6 separate regions of the Mus musculus genome follow, and regions 1, 2, 3, 4 and 6 are each linked to region 5. The links are chromatin loops, found by intact Hi-C in ENCODE. Cell type or tissue: heart. All regions are shown on one strand. Region 1 overlaps Cdkal1 (CDK5 regulatory subunit associated protein 1-like 1). Region 2 overlaps 2610307P16Rik (RIKEN cDNA 2610307P16 gene). Region 3 overlaps Cdkal1 (CDK5 regulatory subunit associated protein 1-like 1). Region 4 has its middle 12 kb from the start of Gm46406. Region 5 holds the start of Gm40841 (a long non-coding RNA gene). Region 6 overlaps 2610307P16Rik (RIKEN cDNA 2610307P16 gene).

The links. A loop is a pair of places that touch in the nucleus more often than their neighbours do. Peaks named below come from ENCODE experiments on the same cell type or tissue, not always from the same donor. Only the 100,000 strongest peaks of a DNase experiment are listed, where the experiment ranks them.
Region 1: it touches region 5 in a loop (3-fold over the local background); 4 of 42 quality-filtered maps call a loop at or near these places.
Region 2: a loop joins it to region 5, with 2.6 times the contacts of the local background. A loop is called at or near these places in 6 of 42 quality-filtered maps.
Region 3: a loop joins it to region 5, with 3 times the contacts of the local background. A loop is called at or near these places in 4 of 42 quality-filtered maps.
Region 4: a loop joins it to region 5, with 3 times the contacts of the local background. A loop is called at or near these places in 6 of 42 quality-filtered maps.
Region 6: a loop joins it to region 5, with 2.6 times the contacts of the local background. A loop is called at or near these places in 6 of 42 quality-filtered maps.

Annotation. Positions count from the first base shown.
Region 1 is chr13:29,608,739-29,612,738 of GRCm38, forward strand. All of the region lies in intron 9 of Cdkal1 (CDK5 regulatory subunit associated protein 1-like 1), which reads right to left. Among named protein-coding and RNA genes, the nearest start is that of Cdkal1, 240 kb to the right of the region's middle. In heart, no CTCF peak of the experiment used is centred here; a DNase peak (open chromatin) is centred at 1,913; H3K27ac peaks cover 870 bases.
Region 2 is chr13:28,500,527-28,504,526 of GRCm38, forward strand. The region is part of intron 7 of 2610307P16Rik (RIKEN cDNA 2610307P16 gene); the gene reads right to left. Among named protein-coding and RNA genes, the nearest start is that of Gm40841, 81 kb to the left of the region's middle. In heart, no CTCF peak of the experiment used is centred here; a DNase peak (open chromatin) is centred at 1,825; H3K27ac peaks cover 1,516 bases.
Region 3 is chr13:29,602,064-29,606,063 of GRCm38, forward strand. All of the region lies in intron 9 of Cdkal1 (CDK5 regulatory subunit associated protein 1-like 1), which reads right to left. Among named protein-coding and RNA genes, the nearest start is that of Cdkal1, 250 kb to the right of the region's middle. In heart, a CTCF peak has its summit at 2,387 (motif pointing left); no DNase peak of the experiment used is centred here; H3K27ac peaks cover 1,151 bases.
Region 4 is chr13:28,931,289-28,935,288 of GRCm38, forward strand. No RefSeq gene overlaps it. Among named protein-coding and RNA genes, the nearest start is that of Gm46406, 12 kb to the right of the region's middle. In heart, no CTCF peak of the experiment used is centred here; DNase peaks (open chromatin) are centred at 173 and 2,303.
Region 5 is chr13:28,418,127-28,422,126 of GRCm38, forward strand. Gm40841 (a long non-coding RNA gene) reads right to left here and starts at 3,373. Exons shown (of 3, transcript XR_003950511.1): 1 at 959-3,373. In heart, a CTCF peak has its summit at 2,139; DNase peaks (open chromatin) are centred at 125 and 1,905; H3K4me3 peaks cover 374 bases; H3K27ac peaks cover 3,511 bases.
Region 6 is chr13:28,505,835-28,509,834 of GRCm38, forward strand. The region is part of intron 7 of 2610307P16Rik (RIKEN cDNA 2610307P16 gene); the gene reads right to left. Among named protein-coding and RNA genes, the nearest start is that of Gm40841, 86 kb to the left of the region's middle. In heart, no CTCF peak of the experiment used is centred here; no DNase peak of the experiment used is centred here; H3K27ac peaks cover 807 bases.

The sequences.
Region 1 (4,000 bases), 1.2 Mb after region 5:
CAGAACTGGTTGGTAAGCATGAGGCACAGCACTCACCTGCTCCATAGGAACACCACAGCATCCAGAATTGCGACTCCAAGGTTCAGATGAGAAGACTGCTGCTTGTTGAATAGGTACTTGCTTAGAACCATATGTGCAAGCAGACCTCACAGCCTGCTTGACTAGCAATGGGATCTTGCAAATGCTTGCTGATGAATAGAAATATTCTCCTGGGATATTTCTACTGGGATCTCAACACAAATGAACAAACTTCAGGAGATAGAGAAAGAGCTGCTGGTGTGGTTTTTGTCCACCACCACATTATTTACTCCTACTGCAACAATGAGGATCTCAAGCACTTCCCAGGCCTACATGAATAAAGAGAAACAAAAGAGCAGACCAACGTGAATTTACCTCCTAGTAGGCATATTCAAAACAAACGTGGGAAATTCAGTTGGGCATTTTAAATGTGTCTGGACAAGAGGTGGGAGTCCAGTGGGAAAAGAGACAGCAGCTATGACACCAACAGAAAAGCTCTCCCATCCTCAGCACCACATCGCTGGGCATTCATATAGGCCACTTTCCATTTTCAGAGCATTCAGAGTATCACACGACAAAATCCAGGAGGGTTACTTCTGTGGGTAAAGTCACTAAGCCGATGGTATTAAGATACAGTCACGGCTCTAGAGTCCAACCTAGAGTATCCTGAGATACCGCACGTCGTCATGCTGTATGTAGCCTAGAAAACTCAGTGATGAGGAAAGTCTTTACTAACACTGTTTGTGTTCTACAGGGCAGATGCAGTGCCTTCCAATCACAACCAAAGCAGCCAGATGGGAGCTCTCTGCGGGCCTTCCCTGTGCTGCCCTAACACTAGTTAAGTCCTTCAGCAAGCTCTAAACATACTTCCTCACGCCACAGACCTCGGGCACTCTGTCTCTTTTAGTATTTCAGCCATTCTTTAGTATGCAGCCCAGTGGCATTCGTGGCACACTTCCTTCACTGGTCTCTCATTCTGAAACATGCCAGAAAGAGAATCTTGGTGATGCATAAAGCAAAAGCCGCATCAGCTTCTATAAATACAATACAGTTTTTAAATAAGCAAAGAAAATACATTTTAGTAGCTATTAACTCTTTTACATGTATATCATACTTTAATTTGTAAGTTGTTTCAAAGGCCAAAGATCATTTGGCTGATTTAAATAAGCAGCTGCTCTGCTTTGTTAAAATAACTATTGCAATGGTAAGCAGTTTAGACTGACTAGTCACGTGACTGCCACTAAGGATGGCGAGCATCACTCCCAAACAAAATCAGAGTGATGATTTATTTTAATAAATTGCAGACAGCCGCGATCATGAATGACATCACCTCCATCCACTGCTGAGAGGAGACACTGAACAGATGAAGTGCTGTTTAAAGTCAATGGGGCCCTGACTTAGGGGACAGAAGGATTAATGAGAAATCGAGGATCTGCCACATGGTGCTGCTGGGCTGCTCGCTGTGGTCTCAGTGCATGCGAAGCCCCAGGGCCCCACCTGGTACCCTAACTGTGCACTTATGTTTCATTACACCTTGGCCATTGCTATGCATGCTGATTACCAGCGAGTATCAATTCCTCTCACTGTCGCACACCTCTGCAGTGCCCCAGCACTCAACTGTGAAAACTCCGGCACTCCACTCCTCAGAACACAAGGCCCATGCTGCTAAAACCACAGAGAGTAAATTATTTGTCACTCGACGGGGTGCCAATTCGGTTTCCTGAGGATGACATCATGCCCATTTTACCAATAACAATGGCACTAACAAGACCTTGTAATCAACAAACCTCAGGCCTCTCCCAGCCCTGGCAGGTGCAACTCTCTTTATGCTAAAAATAAGCCAACATTAGCTTCAGCTCCAAACTATTTCTTTTATCACAATGCTAAGCAGAAGTTGGCTTCCATAAGGCAGTGCAGCTGCTGCTGCCGAGGCCGCTTCTGCAGATGCCTGCATTAATTGTATCAAGGACATACTGAACTAAGTGCTTATTCAGCACAATGGCTATTGGGGAGCAGCTGGAGGCACAAGACAAACTGTCTTGAAGGGAATGTCCCAGCCCAGTGTGTAAATTACAATGATGAAGTACAAAGAGTCTAAGTTTAAGGGTCTAATATAACTGCAGAGTGGGGCAAAAATGTAGTGTTATCAGTGGAGGCCAGATCCAATAAATAAGGAAGAGAGACTTGCAGATTTCACCACCATTGCAGTCACTGCTGTGGGAGATGCTGAGACCCATTTCCACCCAGGAGGAAGGGGACTCCTCACTTAAAACTATCAGCGGTGCCGGCATTGACCAGCTTGCATGTGCAGGTCAGAATACAATCCCCTCATTGCAGTAATAAGTGGCAAAATCAAAACAGCCTTGTTTACTACACATAAGCAAGACTTGGCTGAAAATTAAAGAGACTGGCTAGTTTTCTTCCTGGGTTATTCAAGGGGGTGCCTATAAGCATCACTGCCTGCTCTCCAGGCATGTTCTCCTCTTACGTTAGTGAATCTCCGTGAATTCAGGGTGATTAAACACTATTCCAGCTGACAGGTAATTACAGAGCTTCTGCCCATAGGAGTTTAGATAGGGATGGAGAAAATGTGCCTGCAAACACCCCAGGAGCATCCTGAGTGGCTTTGCTACTATGGACAGAACATGAGCAGAGAGGACAGGGCAGGCTCAGATTATAAAGTCAGATTCTGAGATTATGGCTTCTCTCTCAGTCTGTGCCAGGGTCTCTTCTCTAGAAAAGTGGAATGAGGATGGCCACACCCATGCATTAGTTGGGAAACTGACCTGAAAGCAGGCAGTCGATCCAATAACAAGATCCCTATGACTTGATCCTCCCCATAAGCCTCTGCGCAAAGATACTCAGATGTAAATTCAAGCCTTGGGAAATTAAAATTGCTCTTTTTTTCCCCCCAAAGAATTAAGAAATGGTTAAAATGAGAATACTGATACATGAATGTCAACCATACACATAGTACCAGTACAATTTGTTGTTATTTCAGCTAAGTTCTAAAGTGGTGTAGTACATTAAAGAGGTAGATGCTCTGCTACGGACTCTGAAAAGCATCCTCAGACAAGATTACCTGCACCAGTACTCAGCCTGGACCCCAAACCCTCACTGCCTCAGGCTCCACTTTCGTGTCAGTACAGAACTTCTCAGCAATGTTGTCATCACAGCGAAATGCTGTTACTGTCATATACAAACCACCATATAATATGCATTTCTTTACAAGCCCAGATGGTATGAGGCTAGATGCAAGCCATCTACCCAACTTTATCCTAATAGATACAATGTAAGTGAGCTGACCCTAGTATCTAAACTTCATAGTCTAGAAAATATTAAATATCTGTATGGACAGTTGAAAAAGTAAAACAAATTCAAACATGAAAGAAAACAATTTGTTGAATAAAACAAAGAGCAAGGCAACTCCCATGTCCAAGTGGGTCCTTATGAGGTCTGTCCTGTGCAACGGTCCTTGGAGGGTATTCGGTATCTGACAGCTCTATTAGCCCTGGAGCCTTATCCAGCATGTTTATTTTTAATAGGTTTCCCTTACAAACAGCTGCCTACGATGCTAGCTTTTCTTTCTTCCTTGGACCTTCCGTAAATATTTGAAGCAACCACCCATTAACCGCAGCACATCTCTTCAGTCCTGTTGTATGGCCTGGGGACTGGAACTGGCTCTTCTTCTCTTTTGCTATCTACTGGCCACACTAGAAAACCCCTGCTGTTTGGGTTCAATCTGTCAAGGTTCAAATTATCCTCCAACTGAGAGCTAATCAAGGGCCTCTGACCTGGTTTGCAAATAAACTCAGAACAAAAGTGGGTTTATTTTTGTTCTTTCTAGGGACCCTTAGTTCTCACAAACTGAAGCAAAATACAAGCACACCACAAATGCAATTGCCTAAAATCAGAAACAGGCACAACTACCCCCTGAAGATGGACGGGACTTACCAAGCGCCTCAGAGGTACCCGTTTTCAA
Region 2 (4,000 bases), 82 kb after region 5:
TATATCCATATAGTCTTGAATTATCAAAAGTTGGGGAAAAAATCAAGAGAGGGAGAAGAGAAGGAGGAAACAGTGCCTTTTGCAATGCTATGTATAGCATGTCCATGAGTTATCAAGAGAAGCACAGTAGTAATTAAACAGGACAACCTCAAAGGAGGAACAGCTATCTTTCACTCATAAATGACACAGAACATTATTTCATTTCATTCCCGGTGTTGTGATTAAGATATCCTGACAAAAAGCTTCATGACCTGAGTTCGATCCCCTGGAACCGAAACCCACAGAATGGTCAAAGGAGAGAACTAGTTTCACAAAGCTGTGCTGTGAACTCCACGTGCATTCATGCACAAATGTTCCACCCATCCACCTACCCATACATACACACCCAGGACATGCACTCGCTCACTCACACCCACGACAATTATAACTTCAACAAGTGATATGAGCATTCAAATTTGGTGTTGCAGATTTGAAACCACATAGACATTTCTATAGGTTAGTGCTGGGATCATGGCTGGTTCTTCTGTTTCCATTTGACTCAAAGCCATGGTGTAAGTAACTGACAATTAAAAATCAAGAAAAGTCCTAGGCTCTGAATTAGCATCTTAGACAAGGAACTTCTAGAAATACACAGGAAACACCTCTTGGGGACAGATTATATAAGAGACAAAATCTGTCATTTAATTTTCAAGCAGATAAGATAATTTCCTCCTGATAGGGTTTCCCATAAGTGATTTCTGAGGCTCATGAAAACCCTTTGGCCACAGGTTCTTCTTGAGGTTGGCTCTGTTCTCAACATGTTCTTTCTCATTTGACATTACGAGGAAACTAGGCTACTTAATGACAGTACCAAGGGACCTTGTGGGAGTGCTACAAAGTTCACAGCTCTCAAACTCATCTGGTCCACTCTAAAAGCCAGTGACTGACTGCAGTGCTTCGAAAGCATCTTTACTGGTCAGGGCAAAATGATCTTCTCTGTGTATGCCCTATTGTACCTCTGAAAGACTTCCCAAGATTTAAGTGACTTGAGTGGGAAGAAAAATATTTAAAAAACAAAACAAAAAACTAAAACTCAAATAGAAAGATGAGCACCACCGATCTCATTTTGAAAATGGACAAATAGCTCTAAAACTTAGACAAGCAATGGAGGAGAGCCAAGATCCTAGTCCTCTGACCACCTAGGTGACTTCATCACCTCACGGTATTTTAACGACATTAACAGTAGGACATGGCACAAACACTTAATACAAACTCATGGCACACCATTCTGGAGGGAAAGCAAGCAGTGCACAGTCGGACTATATTTGTTAACTGATTTCCTGGGTTTATCGTGAACTCCATCAACACAGGGAAGAATAAACTCTAAAGGGTGAGGGACAGACGGGGTCACAGGTAGAATTTGTGTAAGGAAAGTACAAATGATCAGAGAAATCCACACAAGTTTTACTATTTACTAAGCATTTGCCCTTCTAAGGATCTTTGAGCACTTCTCAAACTTTCAAAGGAAAACAAAAACAAAAAACAAAAACAACAAAAAAAGTATTTTCCTCAGAGGGATAAAGTTTACTGCAATTGAGGCTTTAGATGGGGGGAAAACTAACTAAGCTGGGAAGCGCCTAGAATGTGCTCACAGTAAAGAAAGCATGTGATCACTTTCAGAGTGGGCTCTGCACTGGGACAGTCTCTCCCAGAGAAACATGTGCCCCTGGGGGAGGGAGGTGGCCCCTGAGGGAGGGAGGTAGCCCTCTCTTCTAGGTTGGGAGGAGGCATCCCAGCCTGGGAACTCCCCTGCAGCAGTGTGTTTTGGTTACACTTCCTATCAGCAAGCAGACAGGAAGCATCAGCTGACAAAGAGGCAAGCAGAGGCCAAGGCTACAGCAGACAGCGCTTTTGAGGCCTGACTTTGAAAGAGCGGAAACCATGTGGGAATTACTTTACTATTAAACAAAAAGGCTTCAGGTGGCTTTACATTAAAGGAATACTGGCAGCCACAGCCCAGGTCTCTACACTCCCCACCCACCTTCTCAGAGCCTGCTCTTCTTTTCTGTTTAAATTTTACAAGCCCTGTGACAAGCAACGGAAATTCCCTAAATATAAATTAAGCATTGTGTGCTCTCAAGATACTCTTGTTGGCACTCAATCAGTAGTTTGGTATTAAAGTCTATCAGATGGTTATTTGGGACAAACTTCACATGTGTGTGCACTATGTGAATATACCGTACCCTTAATCATTTCATTCTCGATCTGTGTACAGACTCCCTACTATGTCCACCATCATAAATGGACACATCTCTGCTTCATCTCACGGGGCTCCAGGCCTCCCAGACTACATCTCTCCAGAGATAGAAATGGTCACTCTTAGAACAGGCTGGATAATGGTTACGTGAACCTTGGGACAGAATAACTGAGCTCACTTCCCGCTTCTTGGACTCAAAGACAGGAGGTCTTTCCACAGCACACTGTTCACCAATCTGGCCACCCACCATGTGTTCCCACTGATGTAGTGTGAAAGGGAGGAGTAAGGAAGGGGAACACTAACAGTGTCAGCTGAGAAGGGCTAGCTAGGACCTCACCATCTGAGGCCACTCACAGCCATGTTGCCCTCCATGGAAAAACGCCATTAAGCATCTCCGATGAGGGCTCTCAATACGTCTGTGCACATCCTCAGTGGCCCCAGGGATGTACAATGGCTTGAATTATGAATGTGAGCCGTCACTCCTAGCTATGGGCCCTGTGCTAATCAATTTACTCATTGCCATGACAAAACATACGAAACCATCCCTGTATAGAAAGAAGGGTTTATCTACATTCATAGTTTGAGCATACAGTCCGTGGTGGCAGGGATGGCATGGTGGTAGAAGCTTGAGGCAACTGGTCACATGGCACCCACCATGGCATGCTCAGCTCATTTTCTCCTGTTTCCTCAACCCATGGGATGTTGCAGCCACATTCGGGTGGGTCTTCTAAGCTCTGTTCAACTTTTTACGAAGGAGCCTTGTAGACATGAATTGATTTCCACAGTGGGTCTAAATCACACGTTGACAGCTGAGATTAGACATTAAGATCCTGTCTTACACTTACACACACACACACACACACTATGAACCTACGTCTGCTATACAGGCTTACAGCCTGCTCAGTGATTGTCTTTATTACTTAACACTCCGAGTTAACTGAGCAGGTACAGAACATCTCATTCTGCTATTTAAAAGAATGTTAACTGCCAAGGTTAGTGATACAGAGCTACAGTTCCAAAGGACTTGGGGTGATGGGGAGCAGGTGCTGAAGCAGGAGGATTGAATTGCCAGCTAGCCTAAGTATATAGCAAGGCCCTATCTCAAAAAGAAGAAAAAGAAGGAGGAGGAGGAGGAGAATAACATTAGCTATGTTCTTTGGACACATCTCTTGTTTTCTACAACAAAATGAAGGGTGTTCAGTCTCTACTAAGCTTGTTAGGACATGAAGACAAATGTCATTACTTGCCGTTCAAAAGGGACTAAGAGACTTTCCTGCCACTGTCTACCCATTACAGTGAATAGAAATTTTCTCCCAGTAAGCAGTCTGGGTCCAGAGAATCATGTTAATATGAATAAATCTCTCTCTACCTAGTACATGGAGAATGGCCAAAAGGTGCCTTTCTGAGTCTCCTTTTCCCAAGAAATAGTCTGAAAAAAAATGTGTTATCTTTTAGAGAGAAGCTGAGGTTTAAATGGGAGAGGAGGCAGAAGAAGAGCCTACTTTCTCTAGCTCCCAACTACTTTTCCCAACATTCCTTCTCTGGTCATTAACCCTGCCCTACACCCTGAACTCATCAATGGAGAGGAGTGAAGGGAATTTATTGGAAGGAGACTTGGGAGCCTTTGCTTCATGTTAGATATGGCTGTTTACTAGATACACTGAGAGACTTAAATAAAAAATTCATGCCAACGGTATTTGTAGAAGAGACCAGCTGTTCTTTATTTATTCCAGCAGACAGGACTGAGTGTTATTATCCAAGCTC
Region 3 (4,000 bases), 1.2 Mb after region 5:
CCACCAACAATGGGCTTGACATCATTCACATGAGCTCAGTCCTCTTACATAAATTCGCTATAAGAAAAAGACCCCACAAACATATCCATGGGCCAATTGATGGTAGCAATCCCTCAACTGAGGTTCTATCTTCTCAGGTGTGTCAAGCTGACTACTGAAATTAGCTATCACACGGGTCCCAGTGAAACTTTTAGAATGGGAACAAATACTGCTTATGAGACCACAGTAACATGGGCATTTCAGATATTACCATGTATGAATTCTGACACTAGAAAATAACTTCCAGTCAGATTTTGTGCTTTCATTAAATCTAGGCCAACAAAGAAACAGCAAAAGCAAACTAAAGGCAGGAATACTACAATTCAGGCACATTTCCACAAACATGAGACCAGACATGTCCAGGGTGATGTGCACAATACTAAACCCTCATATCCAGTGTTTGAAGCATCAGATATCATATATCACTGTGAAGTTCTGCTCCATCCCCTAGAGCAGCACAATGACAGAGGTGTGTCACTCACAGGCCACACCCACTCTTTTCCTGTAATGCACTTTCAGCCTCCAGGGACAGTTCCAGCTGATGGAACAACTTCAAAGGGAAAATGTTATTACTGACATTCTACACAGATGAGGAAACTGAAGCTCAGAAAATGGAAGGGATTTTACAAGAGCATGAATCCAGGAAGCAACATAATTCAAATTCAAAGCAGACCTACCTGACTGTAAAATGTACAGACTTAGCCGGGTATATGTGGCACACACCTGTAATGCCAGCACCCAGAATGTCAAGGCAGGAAGACTGCTTCGCATTGGCCTTAGCTCCCCAGTGAGACGCACAAATGGACTTTTCTTCTTTTTAGAGACCTATTTCCTACATGCTAAAAATAAAAACTAGAAAATGAAACAATATCACTAAGCTTAATTAGAAGCATGAGATCTCTCACCAATCTATAAACATTTCCATTTTTTGCTAGACCATTTTTTTATATAAGAGATTGTTTCTATTACAGGCCTTCAAGACAGCTCAATGGATATGGGGGAATACTGCCTGACCTTACAGCCCAAGTTCCATTTCTAGGACCATATCATGGGAGAAAGACAAGATGCCCTCTGACCTCCACATGAGTGTGCCTGTGCCAGCACACACCCCACATCCTCCCCCAAAGCCCCCAACACCTCACACCCTCACAAGCATACACACCCTACCCTGTCCCTACCCACCATATATGTCCACAACCCTCAAACCCCACAAATCACATAGAATCCACACACTCACAAACCCCATACACACCCACGTACACCACACACGTTAAATAAATATGTATATATTACAAAAACAAAAGTCTGGGCTGGACAACTCAGCAGTTAGGTGCTAAGTGCAGTTGCAGAAGACTGAGGTTCCATTCCCACAACCATGACTGCAGTTTCAGGGGATCCAATGACTTCTTGTGACCTTGGAGGACAACAGGCACACATGCCGTACATGGGCACACACATAAAACATTTTTTTTTAGTCTAAGAAACGACTGCTACAGCTTTCTGTTTGCTTTTCCCTTCCAGGGCAACTCTACCCTCAGGTAGCAGTGGCCCCCAGAGCCATCTGCCTGCCATGTTGGTAGTAAGAAACAGAGACTTGGCCTCCTCATTTGTCTGACAACATCTGTACAAAAAGTAGACACATATTTCCTGTCCCAAGTGGAAAGATCTGCTACTCATAATGGCAGAGACTTTTCCAATCGCCAGTCTAGCTCTGCCAGTTTTAAACCCCAGGTTCTTAAATTTAGCAGCAGCCCACCGGTGTGTTCTGATCCCGAGTCGGCCCCAAGCCGCAGCAGCAGCTGGTAAAACGGAATGCTAATTCATTACAGATGGTAGAACACAGCCTACATTTAATTTATTTACATTTTCAGAAATTTTGGATCTGCAGTGAAGATGTCAGATTATTTTAACAAGTAAGTTTAGCCTTTTTTCAATTTGGTCAATGCTCAATAAAAAAATTAATGTTTATATGTTAAAAATTCTTTCAACAAGCCCAATTAGGCCTCTATTCCCACAGTTTGTATTTTATAAGCTATTTAGCTGGTGAGCCTTTTCTGAATGTCTTATTACAAGCAAAGTTGGAACAAAATTAGGCCTAAACGTTTGCAACAGAACCCTTTCTCACAAGGCATGTTGCTGCCTTTGTGTTCTCTAGCCCTGCCATTCCGGGGAGACTAAGAGTTTAATAAATTGTAAGATTATTAAATATCTCTAGAGACCCCTCCCCTTTTTCATCACTTAAGGCAATGGCGACCAAAATACCAAATCACTTGCTTAATTTTGAATAGCCAAGTACACAGAGAAAGAGTGGCCAACACTCAAAGGCTGATGCGGCGCTGCTGCCCTCTCCTGGACTCGGTGATCCTAACCCCTCCCCACTGCCTAGGAACAGTGAAACTGAGATGTGGAAGTCAAACACTAGGTCAGGTTCAAAGTTTTCCTGAAATTTTTGAACTTAATTTTATTAAATCAAATGTGTGTGTCGCTCTCTCTCTCTCTCTCTCACACACACACACGAGAGAGAGAGAGAGAGAGAGAGAGAGAGAGAGAGAGAGAGAGAGAGAGAGAGAGTATTAAGAGGTCAGAAAGGTTCTCCATGAATCTCCCACTTACTGAGAGAGCTAGGGAGCATTGATTTTCAAAGTCTTAGACTGTCATCCCAATTTCTCAGGGTATATTTTACACGAACCACCACCCACCCCACCCCCATCTCTGCCGCCACTTCAGCTCTTTTCCCTGTCATACCAAGATAGGTCATGTTCCTGGACCCTAGCTTGGCTAAGCTTATCAGAGTGTTCCATCACCTCTGAAATCATTCTCCCATCAACTAAGAGGTTGCTCTCCAATAATTCAAATCTTGCTTTCTACTTCCTTGTTCTGTTTCATCAAGAAACAAAGCAGCTCACTCTAGAACAAAATTAAAATGAAAATACCTTTCCTCTATATAATTTTGTTTCCTAGTATGTCATTCCAAATCTTTAACTACTTGGGGACACCCAAAGCTAGTTTATAGGGGCTTTAGTTATGTACCTGGAAACTCCCTCTAGCCTCAGTAATTAACCTCTACTCCAAGCCCAGCACCCTTCAATCCAGTCTAGATACAATTATACATAACACTAAAGCATGACCTTTCATCCAAGTCCGCCAACCCCAGACCCCTTCAACACAGAATCTGGACCTGCCAATACTATTCCTCATCACTTACAGAAACTGGGCTTCTTTGCTTTCCCTGCCTCCCTTTAGCAACCTCCACCCCTACAATCCTCCTACCACATGGATTCCTCACCATGGCCTCCCAGACACCAACAAAGGCCTGGCCATGAACATAGCTTCAGATTCAAAGAATATAGAAAAATAAATGAAGTGAAGACAGTGTTGAAAAATCACAACACTATACAAAGGAATGCCTTAAAGACATCCACAGAAGCAACTAGGATGCTGGCCCTGGTGGATGTCGGGGGTCAAAAGAACCCTTGTGCCATGATCTACTAACTCTGCAGTCACTGGGAGAAAGGATAATTAAGATCCTGGGCTCTGGTCTACCACTGCTTGGCTGTGTGTATTTGAGGTTATTGAACCTGTTTTTGATTCAGCTTCTCATTTGCAAAGCATGTAAATTACAGTACATATCTGATAGGGTGCCTATGAGATGGCCATTATGAATGTTACCAAACAGAACAGTGCTTGGCGTTATAATAGAGTAACTCTCAGATAGACAGACAGAAAGACAGACAGATTACTTAGTTTTCTTATTTTTCTTTAAAGCTAGGGACCTGTGATTTAAAGAACAAACAAAAAATCAATTTCTTAAATATGTAACAGGCATCCAAGGTTTTTTGGGTTTTTTTATGTATTCTACAGTTTGAGGACAAGTTTTGTAATTGTTCTGTAAACGTAAGCCATGGGCTTCGAGTAGCCACATCAAATGATCTGTTCTTCAACCTCTCTAGCACTCTGCTAT
Region 4 (4,000 bases), 510 kb after region 5:
AAGAGTTGGACCAGTCCGTGGATATTGTTCCTCTCAACCTGTCTCCTTGCTTAGGATGTCAGGCTATGGTCAGCCTCTTGGTGGCCTTTCCCTCTTGACCCCAGCTGCTCCTGATCCCATACCCTCCGCCCACAAAACAGGAAGGAAACAGGAATTGGCTGCTCATCAATGGCCTCTCCCCCATTGTCCAGCAGGAAAATTGCCCAGTCACACACACCCTGCCTCCCTCCCTGCTTACACACCCCAGACTTGCCCTAGGTCATCTCTTGGCTACTCAGACACTCCTGGAAGGCCAGAGTCTGAGAAAAAGAACTTGCCCCTTTCTGTCACAGGGGTGAGAAGGACACAGACTAGCCTCTGTCACAGGATTTTACCTTTGTAGTTCCTCCAGTACCAACCACCTATATTTCCAAAGGTGCATTTCAGAACTTATCCCTGAATATCATTCCCACCCCCAGGTGCATTCTCAGGAGGAAAGACTGGCCAGAGGTTCCCCATTGACCCCACCCCCAAATGCTCCAGAACAGGACACTGTCAATCTCTCCTAACAAACAAGAACAACAACAACAAAACCAAAACAACAACAACAACAAGCTGTTTGAGGCCTGAGCAGGCCGGTTCTCATGACTGCCTTGGTGACTCATTCTTTTGTCCCTTGTGTTTCAGAATTTCTTTCTCAGAAATCCCCTTGATGTCATCCCTGTTTTCTTCCGCTTCCATTAGGCAGATCAAATGTCTTTTAAATATCAGCTTCCAACTGGGCCAAAACACCCGAAGGAACAGGAACAGTAGGAGGGGGAGGGACTGAGGTGTGTGTGTGTGTGTGTGTGTGTGTGTGTGTCTGTGTGTCTGTGTGTGTGTGTGTGTGTGATGTGTATGAGGAAAATCACAATTTGCATCTTAACTTTACTCAACTTACAAACATAAAGTAAAAACTGCACCATCACCTTCCTGCTAATTGCAGGACTCTCTTTTTGAGCCCTCAACTCCTCCTCCACCTCCCTCCTCTCTACAAGCCAATTAAAAAAAAAAAAGGAGGGGGGGGTGTGGTGGGGGGGTGTGGTGGTGGTGGGGGTGGTGGTAGGGGTGGTGGTGGTGGTGGTGGAGGTGGTGGGTGGGATAAAGACATCCAACTACTGAGAAACAAAGCTGATAGAGAGGGGTCAAAGATGAAGACCTCTCTCTACATCAGGGGACAAGAAAGCAAGGACAACATTCTTTTCTGTTCCCTAACTTTAAAGGATCCGCACGGTTCTTTCCCCTTCTCTCCTTGTGCACAGGACTGGCCTAACCAGCTGCCCAACCAGCTGTCATCTTTTACATAGATAAGAGGACCCCAAACACAAGGTGAACCTTTCTCCCTGCTAGTGTGTCAATGAAATGGAGCTGAGCTGGACCAATGATTGTGCACTGCTGAAGCAAGAGGATCAGAGTCATCCTGTGCCAGCCAAAACCACTTTCGAAAGTTGAGTTCCACAAACATTAGGTAGGGATGCTGGGGCCTTTATACCCACAAAAGTGATCCACAGAATAGAGGACGAATAGATCTAAGCATGACCAACTTCCAAGAAGATTTTGCGACTTTAGAAAGACGTGGGGGTTGTGAGACACATATGGATTGTGTAGTTGTTTTTTGGGGTTTTTTTTTTGGTGTTTTTTTTTTAAGTTATCATATCTTATTTATTTATTTGTGTGAGTATGCTTGTGCCTGGGGTTGAGGGGGGGGGGGAGGTTCTACACACATGCCACAGTCCACATGTAGAAATCAGAAGACAACTTTGGAGTGTCACGTCTCTTCCTCTGCCACGTGGTTCCAAGGATCCAACACAAGTCATTTGGCTTGGGAGCAAGTCCCTTTATATGCATGGAGCCACCTCATCTATTCTGATTAGTAATTTGCTAGTTTATTTATTTTGAGACATTATTTCCTATATCCAAGTTGGCCTTGAACTCACTGAGTATCCAAGGGTGATCTTGAACTTGGTACTCTTGATTCTACCACTGGAATGCTGAGACGACAGCTGTGCACAGCCCTGCATAGACTTTACATGGCACTGGGATTGAACCTAAGGCTTTGTGCGTGGTAGACAAGTACTTTGCCAGCTGAGCCTTAATGTCAGCAAGAGGCTCATTGCTGAATGATGAAGCTTGTGGTCTTCAACATCCCTTCTCAAGAACTTAGAGGACTCAGCTGGAAGGTTGCCTGACCCTCTGTCCCCAGGGAAAGCACTGGCAAACCTGGCTGGGAAGTTATCTGAAGAGACGCTTTAAGCTCTCAGTAGTTCACTGAGTGCCAGTTACCACCGGGCACAACGCCATGTTTCCATGCTGCCCCTGGTTTGTATTCATGAAGGAGGTCACATTCTCCTGTTGCTCACTGGCTTCCGTGACCTTGGATACATTTGCACATGATCTGGCTAGAGTCAAGTAAAGTAGTGAATCCATATAATGCCCAGAACCCGCCGACGTGAACTCTGAAAGCGAGCTTCTGCTATTGAGTCGCTCCCATCTTGGTGAAGATAATCCTGCAACTGTGCACACGAGCCTGAAGCTCTACATGAACATCCTGGACAGCTTCAGATAACATTTTCACGAAAGGTCGGCATATGGTTTGTGGATTGCATAATAAATAGATGGTTCTCAGACCTTAACTTGAGAAATATTGTTAAAGCATTCCATTAGGGGATAATCCTATTAAATTAGAGAATTTGACAGAAGGGGGATTTGTAAAGGAATGTAATGTTCCAAGGGACATTAAATGTCTGTAAAAACACTGAATATATCTGTAATAATAACTCCTTGAATTTGTGAGCCGTCTGTAAAAACATCGAGTGTTCAAATGTGCTGCTTTAAACACTGCACAATTATAAGTAAATTCTGCGGCCGACTGGAAATGAAGCACCTCTCTCTCTCTCTCTCTCTCTCTCTCTCTCTCTCTCTCCCTCCCTCCCTCCCACTCCCGCTTTCCCCATACCCCTCTCCTTCTCTCTGGACTAGCACAGAGAGTAATTGCATTAATTCTGTCTTTTGGTGGCTAAACCTAGGCATCTGCCATTTCCCCAGAATCTCCTCCGCCCCTAATGGGAGTGGGTATCACCCACAACACAAGCCTCCTCTGAAGCAAGGGCTTGCAAACACATTGATAATGAATTTCTGACATGTTTTTGCCTGCATTAGAAACATGTGTGCTTAACTAAGGCCATGCAGGGGTCTGAATTTCACCTCAGCGTGGTAAATCTGAATTTCCAGGTGTGGAGACAGAGCATGTCCATGCTCTACTGGAAGCCCAGATAAACCTTGTATACACTAACAACAAAAAAACAATTGTTCTGCCTGGCAGGCTACTTAGGTGCATGTGCGTCTGTGTATGCCTGTGTTTGTTTGACTTTTTGAGGGAGGATCTTGATAGGTACCCTTGGCTGGCCCAGAACTCCTATGCAGCCCTCAAACTTAGGGCAAACTTCCTGCTTTAGGCTCCTGAGTGCTGGGTGTACTGGTAGGCAAATCGGCCTGTCCAGCTCTGTGGAGAATTAAACTCATGAGTCTAAAGACAGGCTAAGCTGTCACTGAGCTATAACCACATCCCCATGGAATTTGGGGGGTGGGGGTGGTGGCAGCTTCCTTATGTAGCTCTAGCTTGGCTTCTAGCTTGCAATACTTCTGCCTCAGCCTCCCACGTACTGGAATTGTAGGCACATACCACTAACCTCTTGCAATTTTATTTTGTCTTGAGACAGGACCTCACACATCCCAGCCTGCCTTCATACGTAGCTCAGGATGATCATGATTTCCTAGTCCTCCTGCCTTCCCCTCCTGAGTGCTATGGATTACAGACACGCCTTACCATATGCAGTAGCGTGGATCTATAACCCAGGGCTCTGTGTAAGCGCTCTCCAACTGAGCTACATCTTTAGCTCCCATGTAGTAATTTTTTTTAACTCTCAAGATTATTATATTAAAAAAAATGATGAGCAAAACCTTTAAATAAAGGCAGATATAT
Region 5 (4,000 bases):
ACAGGCCAGACAGGCGTCCCAGAGGAGCCCCCATGACAACTGGGAAAGCTGCTTGCTCCCGGCTCAGAGCTCAGTTCACCCAGCTCACCCTTATCTATCTACAAGCTTCTAGTACCAGCCAAGCCCCGACAGAGGCAATGAGAGGCCACCCTCCTCCTTCCTACAGCCTCAAGCAGGCTGCAAGCTTTCTTCACACTGACATCAGCCGTGCCCTGCCTCATGCCACACACCCCTGCAAGCTCGACAGCCACAAACCCCAGTGCCAGGATCAGCAGCAGCACCTGTGGTCACCATCTATAGCTGGGTGCCAGGAGGACCCTCCCTTTTCCTTAAAGAATTTCCTTTATTAAGCATAGCTGATCCTAGCATTTGAAAGCATGTAAATCTAACACTGTATCCATCTCCACTGAATGCTTAGCTTCTGAAGCCTGTGGTATCCAGCTGGCCTCAGAGTCATCTGGGATACATTTATTTTGATTAAATTGATCGCATTTCTATTTAAGGGACAGAATTTTTCTGCCATACTGAATACAGCTGTGTTTACAGGGCTCTGTAGGAGAAGAAAACAAAACCGTACAGTGAGCCTTAGCCCAACGCTGAGCACTTAGAACTTCAAGGAGTTAAAACTGAAGGGGTTTGCTATGCCGTTAAAAAGAAAAGTCTATATGCAGCTGCTCTGGCCGAGCTTTCTGGCTAGCCAGGAAATAGGTCTTGAGCAGGAGCTGAAAACACTGGCTTGTAATCAAACCCAACCCAGCAAAGAGTCTCTCTCTTTCTCTCTCTCTCTCTCTCTCTCTCTCTCTCTCTCATATCTCTCTCTGTGTGTGTATGTGTTACACAGTCTCTTCCATGTCTCTACACGCATGCACATGCACTTAAATCCATGCTGCAAGGCTGCTATTTTTCTCTGGGGACACTGTACAGTCACCCAGCCCATCAGTTTCTTCCTTGACAGTACCAGGGACATCCACACTGCAATTTACAGTTCCTCCATGCACGTGCTGGCAGATCCACTATGCCATCCTTCCTTAGATTAAGACTGCGGAGCTGGCAGCAGACAATCTTACGACAGTCAGCATCTCTTCTTTTCCCCTTCCATTTCTCCAGCTCTGCCCTGCCAAGCAGACACAGCAAGTACCTGCTTCATCCATCTTCAGTTCCACTCTCTGAAAAAATGCCACCACATCCAGACCTGGGTTGTCCCCCTCAGACAATCCCAGCGAGCAGCCGGGGTTAGGTGCGTGAGGCAGGGGCGGTGGCTGCCCTCGCCCTGTATGCATATCATCGGTGGGCACTGATGTATAGTATTCCTAAATTCCCTTTCCAAGTCCTTCGCATGCCTTCGCATCCCACCCCAGTCTTCTGCAACTTCACCCTGTCTTCCAAGACCCCATCGGCTGTGAGAGACCCTGGCCAGAGACTGAAATAGGTCCTTCTTCCGCAGAGTGCAGACAGGAGATTCTGGGATCCTAGTTGTACGATGGGCCATCTCAGGCAGGAATCAGCCGGAACCATGCAGGTGAGCCAGACGAAGCTTGATGTGCCCACAGTGGTGCAGCCCGGGAGCGGTGAAGAAGACAGTCTGGCTTCAGAGTTTCGAGAAAAGAAAAAGAAAAAGAAAAAAATCAAAAAGAAAGAAAGAAAACAGCGCAGCTCGGCGCCTGTGGGGGTGGAAAAAATACAGACACAACCAGAAAAAAAAAAAACAATAGTTAAAATCAAATTTCAAAACAAAAATAGGAAATACAGAGATCAGCATACTTGATGCGACTTTTATTTCTGACGTTTTCTTGGTTTATTGGCCTCCCCACCCCCCTCCAAAAACTCCCCAGTCCCTGAACGCCCGTCTGTCCACGAGTGCCGAGTCTCAAATGCGATTGCTCCACAGTGCCGCAGACCTACATCACATGAGGAAGCACATGACGAGCCGGAGTCGGCTGCTGCTGTGGTCAACTGTTCTGCCGAGGCAGAAGGGGGGTAGGAGGCAGTGCCCCTCTCACGCTGCCAGGAAGAAATTTCCTTAAAAGAACAATGGGAGGGCAGCATCTCAGAAGAAATGCTTGAGCAATATGGACTTTTGCACACTGATGAAGAGGCACTGTGGGTCCTTGAAGACAAGCGGAGGATGCTGTACCGCAGACACAAGCTGGATGGCAGCAATATTATTTCTTGTGTGTACTCGTCAAAGCTGATTCCGTTGAAGTGGATTCCTGAAAAGCACATACCATGTCTTCCGAGCATGATCAGGCTTGGAAAACCAATTCTATTATCTCTCCTTGCAATCTGTATCTGAACCTGCATTGTGAATAATTTATTTTTAGACTAATAAGAGGCTTGCCAAGACGGCACCCTTTCTATGGCAAGCGATGCATGCAGTATTCACCCAAGAGGGAAAACCTTGTCCCTTTGTAGGGAGAAAAGAGGAGACAGGTTTTGTTGTTTTTTAAAAAAAAAAATCATCATAAATCAATTGTGACTTCTTATTTAAAGGTATATACAGCAGTAAGATTCTCCCCCCAAAAGTCATCACTGGAAACAAGGGAAATGTTTGTTTCTTTGAATTAACAGGTCTCTGGTTTGTACATTGGCATCTCACACTGACACCTCACGCTGGCAAATAGGGGTGATGTTTTTCTAACACTGGCCAAAGCCCTTAAGCCACTTAGATATTTTTACTTTGCAACAAAATGACAACCAACAACTGCTTCCCAGAATACCCCTCTGTGGAAGGTGCTGAGTGGCTACTGCTGGTTTAGTACAGACCACACACTGGAGAGTGATGACCTTGGCGTCCACAGGTTCTGTCAAATCCCAAAATAAGCATATAACCTATTTGGGCACTCTCGAAATGTAGAAGTAAACTATTTTAGAAAAAAATACAGATGATCATCCTAGCTGATCAAATTCAGAGAACTTTTCGTGAATAGGTGAAGAGATGACTTCCTATGTCATTTGACTGTGGTTAACAATGCAAGAGCCTGGGTGACACACAGGAGCCTTTCTCTGCATTTGTGTATAAAAGGCTACCTAGACCTGGGTAGTATGTGGAATGCAACGGGCATGTTCTCAAGGTGTAGCAATTGCAGGTCTTCTTTTCCTCCAAAGACAACTTTCTACCAATCTAATCCCTGCAGAGTCATTCCAGGAAGACTCGGCAGCCCTGTTTTCCTCTCCGCCTCTCTCCCTACAATCTTTCTTTACAAGTGGCCCTTGAATTTCAGATTCCTCTCCATTCCATGAGAGTCAGACTTTTTATCTGTGTCTGATTGCAAACCACTGCCACTAAACCGCTGTGTCTGCACCATACAAAACCACTGTCTATATGCTCAGGACAGTTCTTTGCCCATCACCGAGGCTAGCTCCTGATTTCTTCATATTCATGTGTTACCAATCAATGGTACTTTCAGCTTGTGTAACTATTTAAACAAGCTGGTCTACTTTGTATAGATCCTTCATTGAGTAACAACAACAAAGTCTTGCTTTGTTAATTACTACAGAACAATGGCATAGGAGGTTCTCCCTGGCCTCAGGAAACCTATCTACCGGGCCTGCACCTCATTTTCTGTTGGCACTAAGCTTGTATCACCTTCAGTGCAACTATTCCTGAGTTTTATTCCGCATAAAAATAGTAAATGGGTCTAAATTTGCCTGATAGCTGTGGGTCAGAGAAGAAATGCTACGGAAAAGTTCCAAGACAGAAACAGCTTCTACGTAAATACCTGGAAAGGTGCCTCGGGGTCCCAATTTGCAGTGAAATCTAAAATGGCCAGCAAGAGGCTGGGGTGGATGGTTAAGTTTCAACAGTAGCAATGCCGGTCACTGAAAATGAGCACTCGTTATGCCGAGAGTCTATAGGAAGCACTGAAGATCTATTGCATCACTTAGCAATCCTATGAGCAAAGCACTTTTAAGATAAACTATTTGAATGAAAGAGAAAGGGAAGCAGGTGCAAAGGAAGGACAGACGTGGTTTCAGCAAGCTAGTTTAGAGAAGCGCACCT
Region 6 (4,000 bases), 88 kb after region 5:
TGAGAATCTTCACGGCTCAGCCCAAGGTGACAACAACTGCCATGTGCTACTCACGAGACTCAGGAACACATCCTGAAAACTAACGAAAGTAGAAAAATCAAAATAAAATGTAGATCTTAGCTAACAGGAGCAAGTTACTGTTGGTCCATGAGTCTCGAAAGCATTCATAGGAAGGAAACCCTGCTGAGTGCCAGACAGCTGCACACTGTGACTACTGTCACTCTCCTGCCAATCAGTACAAACATAGTCTAGAAATCCCTCTGAGCTTCATGTTTCCACCAACATCCTATAGATACGGCAAAAACAGATTAAATAACTTCCATTTTGTTTTCCGAGGTAGGACTTCACTGTGTCGCCCTGGCAGTCCTAGAGTATTCTTTGTAGACCACATTGTCCTTAAGCTCAAGGACCTGCCTGACCCTGCCTCTGCATACTGAGTGCTGGGATTAAAGCCATGCAACATCATGGATAACTAATTTCTTAACTACATAAGCCAGATGTAGAACTTGATTCACATTAAAGAACCATGCAACAAGATGTGAGGTAACACCCTGCTAAGATTTTTGACTCTGTTTTAATAAAAACTATTGTATGTCAGATGCATAAAGCTGAAAGGAATTGACCTGTTTTGCTCTCCCAATAATGATAGTTATTTTAGCCATGTTTTTAAGTACAGGGTTATAACATGACTCTCTAAATGTTTTATCTTTATTTTCAATATAGATGCCACTATCAAGAAAACATAGAAAGGACATAGGAGGTGACTGGAGAAGACCCTTAAATACTGTTGATGAGAATGGGAATTCGTCTGACTACAATAGAAATCAGTATGGAAGACCTTAAAGAAACTAAAGTAAAAACAGAATTATTACGCGCCACAGTAATACATCTTCTAGGTATATAACTCAAGGACTCTACATGGACACAAGACAGAGACACATACAGTGCACATGGATGTTTTCTGAAACTATAGTCGTAGAACCAAGTTATTTAAACAGCCTAGATTCTGCCAACAAATGAATACATAATAAAAATGTATCTATATAGAATTGAGTTTTATTTATACAGAAAAATTAGAATGAATATTTGTTATTTGTAGGAAAACGAGTGGGATTGGAGATTTTTATATTAGGTGAAATAAGCCCAATTCACAAAAACAGCTACTACATGTCCGCCCCCCCCCCCCCCCCGCCGTCATGTGTCGTATCTAAGCTTAAAAATCAGACTTGAAAGTAGAAGGGGGCCACTGAGGGAAAGGAAAGGGGTTACCGGGAGGAAGAGGGTGGACAGAAAAGGAACATAAGTATGAGGTGTTTGAAAGCATGATAAACATGCATGGAGATTTCAAAACGAAATGTACTATTGTTACAATTATTGCACACTATGAAGAAAAGCATTGGCAGATCTGAACTACAGAAAGATTAAATGCTTTCGGAAGTGATTTTTGAAGGACCAAAATAAAGGGAGGGGGGAAGGGGCATGAGAAAATTTCAGTGGGTTGTGGGTTTACTAATGACCTCACATGATAATTACAAATACGACAGAAGTCTGTCTGGAGATGAAGCTCAGCTGGTACAGTGATTACCCAGCATGCAGTGATGTCCAGGTTAAATCCCCCAGCACCGAATGAATTGAGAAGGGTGGGACATATGTGTATTCACAGTCTTCAGATGGAGAAGGCAAAAAGATGAGCAATTTGAGGTCATACTCAGTTACATAGGGGGTTCATGGACAGCCCTCTCTCATCTACACACACACACACACACACACACACACACAAGCTCTCTTCTGATACACAAACTGGATATTTTAGTGCTAGGGAACTTGGACCACAATGTAACAGGAAAAGTGGATTGTAAATTTGCAGCCCTTCAGGAGGCAATGACGGACACTGACATAAGAGAAATTAGAAACTGGACCTCTGGAGATCCTGAACTGTCTAAGACCTGTTATGGTGGCTGCAGAATCCTGAAGCATGCTAAGTGCACTCTAAAGTATACATTCCTACAGAGCTATCTACTGAGCCAGTTTCCCACCGTGGGAAGTGGCCTCTCTGGGGAAACTCCAGCCTCCTCCCAGGAAGGCTCAAGACATCCAAGATATATTCTGTGTTTCCTTGGCACTTGCCAAAATCAGACAGTAAGATTCAACAAATCGCTCTAAATACTGTACTTTATCCATTGTTCCACGAGAGACTATAGGGTGGAGGTGGTCCAGCAAGCTAGAAAGCAGGCTGCTTCTGTGTGTGATTAGATTAGTCTGCCCGAAGACACATTGTTCTACAGCCCGCTCTACTCCCAAGCTTTCTTTTTTAGATTTGAAGGGCAAGTGGTTGCTTGAATTAGTGTTTTTACCACTCCTGCCTCAGGAACAGCACAGAGTCTTTTTCTCCCTGTTTATATTTCAGATTGTCCCAAGGCAATTACTTAATGGCACCATATCTGCCTTAACAGGAGAGGAGGACAGGAAAAGGCCACAGTGAAGACTAATTTTCCCATGAAATCACAGCCAGGCTGCAGGAGTTGGGGACGACGGGCTCACTCTCTGGATTCACTGGAGGATGGAAATAGAGAGAGGGGGAGAGAATTTGGCAAACTCAGGCTGACCCAGACCAAATGCTTCTTTTCAAGAATTTTTGCTATTTTTATAACTGCACTCATGAAACATGTCTTCATTTTGGAAACATGGGTGAGTCAGACTAGAATTTTAAACTTTCAATCTCATGCAGCACATGAGGCTATTAGGTTGAGAAGGCATTACGATGTTTCATTTCCAAGATCATTTAAGAAAAAAAAAAAAAGTCTGGACATCAGAAACATGTCATTACTGCACAGCCATCCCTACATCAGCCTGAACCTTTCCTGTCATACCATGAAACAATCAGAACCCCAGAGTCCTATTGATGTCTAGTCTCGCCCTCCCAGATGGGTGGACACTGTATTCATCATACTGTAGTCTTCAGTTCTTGTAGGGACTCTCCTTAGAACACCTGCTGAACATTAAACTGAGATTGAGTTTCATAGCACAAAGCCCACAAAATAAGGCAAGGTCAACTTTTGAAAGCTCTTGTGGATCAACTTTTAAGTATTCTTTAAAGTTTTCATTAACAGTGTCAGGTCTACCCCAATGGCTTCCATATTTGCTTTCAGGTTTCCAGACCAGACAACTGGAGTTGTCAACTACCAACACTACAGGAAAAGTTAACAATGGGAGACAAGGCAGAGTGCATAAAACACTCCCGAGAAAAGATAAAACAAAATGGTGCTGTTAAACCTTCCTTCTCATGGGCCCAGATTGTTTTCCTATCAATATTGTTAGCCCTGTGCGATAAAACCACACTGATGGTGAATTGATTCAACAATTTGCACAGGAAGAGCACATTTGATGGGCCCTTGGTAGTACCCAGCATCAACACGTAGACAAAAGTCTGCTAAATTTATCAATCAACAGCTAATGACACTGTCTGTTAAAAAGTTATATCAAGAAACAAGAAGAAAGCAAAGAGGAAAGGAGGGGAGGAAGGAAGAAAAAGAGGCTCTTTCTCAAACCTTGATGAATATTCCTAGGTAACACGTAAAGAATATACTGATAATAGATTAATCTCATGTTGGCACGTTTCTGTATTTAGTACCGTTACTAAATGGCTACTATTACATTGCTAGGAATATATAGAGAAAATAACATTAAATAATCTTGCAATAGCAACTTTCAGGTTTACATAGACTCCCAAATGGTTCCTAATACCTACATGTAAACAAATGCATACACACAGGGTGTGCTGGATTCAGGAAAACAGGGCAAAGCTGAAAAGACTGACCAGTGGGTTGAGGTACTTGTGACCGAGCCTGACAACCTGAGTTCCATACCTGGAACCCCACACGGTAGGAGGAGAAAACCAACACCCACAACTTGCCCTCTGGAATCCAAAGAAGTACTCCAAGTATGTATATGCCCACATTCACATAAAACAAATGCACAAATGAATAAATGTAAGAAAAAA